Regions from separate parts of the Mus musculus genome. Here region 1 is linked to region 2. A link is a loop called in an ENCODE intact Hi-C map of the cell type or tissue named here. Cell type or tissue: left cerebral cortex. All regions are shown on one strand.

The links. A loop is a pair of places that touch in the nucleus more often than their neighbours do. Peaks named below come from ENCODE experiments on the same cell type or tissue, not always from the same donor. Only the 100,000 strongest peaks of a DNase experiment are listed, where the experiment ranks them.
Region 1: a loop joins it to region 2, with 15 times the contacts of the local background. A loop is called at or near these places in 2 of 42 quality-filtered maps.

Annotation. Positions count from the first base shown.
Region 1 is chr11:44,142,192-44,144,691 of GRCm38, reverse strand. No RefSeq gene overlaps it. Among named protein-coding and RNA genes, the nearest start is that of Gm12153, 180 kb to the right of the region's middle. In left cerebral cortex, no CTCF peak of the experiment used is centred here; a DNase peak (open chromatin) is centred at 1,443.
Region 2 is chr11:43,882,596-43,885,095 of GRCm38, reverse strand. It overlaps a transcript of Adra1b not described here. Among named protein-coding and RNA genes, the nearest start is that of Adra1b, 47 kb to the right of the region's middle. In left cerebral cortex, no CTCF peak of the experiment used is centred here; a DNase peak (open chromatin) is centred at 1,232; H3K27ac peaks cover 1,170 bases.

The DNA.
Region 1 (2,500 bases), 260 kb before region 2:
TCGTTCATAAGATGTGTAACTTAGTGGCTCTCAGCTGGACTCTTTGGACCTCATTGTTTTCATTTGTTATGGAGAAATTATAAACAACGCTGTTCACCACATGCAAGCAAAATGAACCTTGATTGACCCTGGCACAAAATCAAAATGAATCATAAGATATATAATGACAAAACTTAATCGAAGTGCACTGAAAAAGAACAACTTATATTTAAAAACAAAAACAGCTTAATAAATTGAACTTTGCAGGAATTGAGAATTTTTGCATTTTTAGATAAATGCTGTTAAGAAAATGAAAAGAGAAAGCCAGAATTTGGGGAAAATACTTGTAAGTTATATATCTGATAAAGAAACTGCATGTAGATGCTATGGAAGTAGCCCTAGCTTACTAATGTTGCAAAGAACCAAGAAAGGTACATAAGATGGGAACAGACCACTGCCAAAAGGGATGTGGTAACACGCACGTAAGTAGGTGTTATTGGTCGTCGTTGGAAATGCAAACCCAAACCTCAGTCAGGCATCCCTACATCCGCACCATGCCATCCTTCATGTCTTTGTACCTGTACCATGACCCTTCAAGTAAAAACTTCCTTTTTCCATTTTATAGCTAAGGGGATGTCCATGGCTTTATTGGATGCTGAAGGTTACAGAGCTGAGATGTGGACACCAGACTTCAAACCCAGCAGTCTGATTCCAGCATCCAGATGTCCATGACGATCCTATGGAGACATTCACCTGTTGGATCTGTGAAGGTAAAGACATGTTGACCTGTACTTTGGTGGACCTCCTTGACACATAGCAGGTGCCCAAATGTTGTTGGATAAAAGTGAGCCATTATCAGCACTTTCCCCTGCCCGTACTGAGGTTTTATTAGGGTGTGCATCATAACTACTAGAGGTTTAGAATGACTTATTCATGACACCTCTTATTTGATATCTGAAAATTTTACAACTAGTCTTGGGCAGGTCTACCTCTACTTTTCCATTACTTCTTTCCTTTGTCCATTCACTTCTTTCTTTGCTTCTTTTTCTTCTCTGATGGGCTCCTGTGGCTTTACCTCACTTTGTTCATTGTGAGAATGCATGTAAGTAGGCTGACCTCCAGGAGGGGCTAGCATTGTCAACAGGGGTTGCCCAGACTCCATGACTCCCCCACACATACACCATGGCCTACCCCAAGGCTGGAGCAAGCTCTACCACAAAGTGGCTTCTGCAGGTCTTCTCTTCCTCCAAGGGAGGCTATGGGCCTATTGGAGAGTTCTCTGCTCTGTCTGTCCAAAGATGCTTCTTCCAAAGCAAGAGCCCAGAACATCTAAGAACAGAGCCTATGGAGGAGGGAGGCACCGTGCACAGGTGGCTCATTGCGGCCTGCTTTCCCCCAGGCTAAGAGAAGTGGCGGGTGGGCAAGTTTGCCTCCATCCTTCTGCTGAGAAGGATGGAGCTGCTATTGCCTTCCACTCTTGGATCAACACTGAGCCTGCCTAGTCTGCCAGGCCATATGGTCTGAAGAGAGGCAGTCATCCCCGGCTCTGGCAGATGGATGGAGCTATGCTGAAAATGACAGTCTAGCAACTGGGGAGGTATGGCTGGCAGACTAGAACCCAGGGAGAAGGCTAGAGGGAAATGAAAAGGACAGGAGACCAAGCAAAGAAATAGCTTCCAGGAGAGGAGGGGAGAAGAGACATTTGTCCTGGAAAGAGAAGAGTGAGGAGCCTCAGATGAGGCCATGCTCTCAGTGTGCATAGGATATTCTTGGCATTTGTGTTTTTCCACATCTGTGTGCCACCTACCTTAGTTAATTTGTTCTCTCTATAGACTTTTTAAAATCATTAATTAGTTTATTTAAAAAGGGATGTTTTTTCATTGCTGCATGTGGAAATTTTGTCATAGCTAGACAGTTACTATAAACATAAATAAAGGGAAAACAAAATAGCATATTGCATTCTACGTAGAGGCTACTCTGGACTTGAGCCTACACTTTAATCAACAAACAGAATTAGTGCTTTAAATACTGACCATCATGAAACCAGGATGTTTTCTATGTCACGATCAGAAAGTTTAAAAAACAGAACCGCTTTTTCCCTCACTGTGTGATTCAGCATTGCTTAATGTAATATGAACCACTGGTACCAGCTTGTGGGAAACGAATAAGAATAAACATGGCCCCAGAGGTCAAGAGACAGGGCCACCATTTTTCCCTCCACTTGGACAAAAAAATTTTTACGATGAATTTTGATTTTTCTCATCTGTTATAAGACATAGAGTGGAGCTGCCTAAGAAATAACAAATCATTTCTATGTTTTGCGCTGTGTATTAAGATTTCTGAAGCTGCATTCCAGCTTACTGGGAAAGGATGCCATGATAGATTAGTGATGTCTGTCACAGGTGCAGAACTGGGAATGGTGAGATGCATGATGCCCATGAGCCACTGCTAGATGAGAAAACCTCTAGGGTACCCTGATTCTGACAGCCCATGATTTCACAACTTACATACTCGTCCAACA
Region 2 (2,500 bases):
GGACTTCATACAAGCAGAACCTCTGTCTCAGAGTTCCTGCAGTCTGAGGAGAATTAGGCACACTCGGTGGACTTGGCTGGAAAATCATTCAAATACATAACCTCCAAAGTCACTCCTTGTTTTTAAAAGTCCACAATTCTCTGATGAAGCAAGTGGAATGTATTTCCAAAAAAGAGGTTAATGAACATCTTACTCAATGACTTATAATTCACTCCACCAGATTCTGGAGACTTCTGGCTGATTCTTGCAAGTAATCCCATGGTACCAAATTTCTGCCACTTGCCTGGAAGTTTATGACATCAGAGTGCAGTGTCTGACCTGACCCTCTGAGGGAAAATATTATCTAAACTATGAGGCAATTCCCTCACATCTACCCTGAAAGCCAGGCATGCCTTTCTGGGTGCCTCAGGCCAGTCCAACAGTAGACTATGGGGTTCTTTGCAGTTGACTGACCTGGCTGCCACAGATACAAGTGGTCTCAGCCATCTGCTCACCAAACAGCTTTCCCTGTGGCTGAAAGCCAACAATAAATTAAAAAGAAAAAAAATCAATTATCAGTGTGGATCTAAGTTATATCTCAGGGTGGGGTAGCAAAAACAAATAGGTTGTCCCATGCAACTGAGGAGTATTTATCCAGCCCTCAAATGGCATGCTATTATGTTTAGAGGTTTTTATGCAAAAAAAATGGGAATGGTTTTTCATCAAGCTGTCCACATTGATTCTTCTTAAAAAATATAAAAAGTAATTTTAAAAAGAAGAAAAATGTGTTAACCATACAATCTGTGTCCATAGAACACAGAGGAACTAGTTCAACTGGCTATAAATGTTCAAATACATACTCCTGCAACCAGAACTATTTGGGACTAGGCTTACTTATAATCTTGGATAAAGGGCAAATGTGCAAGCTAAGGTGGGAAAAGATAGTTTGTCACGTATCCAATGGTATCATCAACTCAGTTACACAAGACATTAGTGTGAGTGACAGATGTTGAAATCTTAAAATTAATTTCCTCTGGCTGTTTCTTGAGTACTTGGCTATTCCACCTGAGGTATTTCTAAGGGGATAAGAAACTTGGAAACAAAAATGGTACATTTCGAGTCTTTTCTCATGAGAAGAGGCAGGGACCAAAATTAGCCCAGCCCACACTGAGAATTCTGAGTAAGATCCGATTCACGGACTTTTGAAAGTGAAAAAGAGACTGAAAAGAAAGCCATCTGTGATGGTTAGTGTGAACTATCAATTTGATAAAATCTAGAATCACTGGGGTGATAAGCCTTATAAGCATATTTAAGGATTATAATTATTGCACTAACAGAGGTGGGAAAGCATGTGCATTGTAGGCGGCACCATTCCTTAGGCAAGATCTTGGACTGCATAAAAGAAAGCAAGATGAGCACTGTTCACTATCCTCCTCTTGATTATGAATGCCATATGACCATTTCCATCACTCTCCTGCTGTTGTGATTTTCCCTGCTATGTTGGAAAATGACCTGAAAAGACAAGCCAAATACACTTCTTCTCACTAAGCTATGCTTCAGAGTATTTTATCAAAGCAATGGAAAAATGAAACTAAGACACAGCATAATGCATAAGTTGATTATAATAACAGCAATAATAAAATAGTAATCAACAGTATAATTCCAGATGCCTGTATTCTAGCACTAGGGAGGCTGATAAAAAAGGAATTACTTGAGTTTGAAGCCATCCTGGGCTACATAGCAAGTATTATACCAATTAGGAATAGACTGTGCGAGCTTGTGTTTAAAAATAATATGCTAAAGGGGTCTGCAACCCTATAGGTGGAACAACAATATGAACTAACCAGTACCCCCAGAGCTTGTGTCTCTAGCTGCATATGTGGCAGAAGATGGCCTAGTCGGCCATCATTGGGAAGAGAGGCCCCTTGGTCTTGCAAACTTTATATGCCTCAGTACAGGGGAACGGCAGGGACAAGAAGTGGGAGTGGGTGGGTAGGAGAGTCGGGGGGGGTGATGGGGGAACTTCTGGGATAACATTTGAAATTTGAATGAAGAAAATACCAAATAAAAAATATTTTTAAAAAATATAATAATAATGGTAATAATAATATATAAATAATTTTATTGAAGACAATACACAATTAATCTAAAGCATTTCTACCACAAAGCATGTCCTCAAGGCTTTCACAAAGAAAAAAAATCAGAAACTTAGGAATCTCAAAACCTGAAAGATGTTAACTCTCAAGAATACCAGTGTCATCAAAGACAGACTAAAGAACTGATTCTGATTAACGAGTATGAAAGAGATGGCTTCTGCAAATACTGTTTGATCTCATGGAAGGGAAGAATGGATGTACGACTCAGACCAAAACAATTAGTGAGATGTAAGTATCTGCAACTTTTAAACTAGTGACGATGTGTGTGATGCTCTTACATTTTAAACCAGACTTAACAGGGTATCCACAAGCCTGTGAAAGTACAGAGAAGAGGCAGGGACCAAAATTAGCCCACCCCACACTGA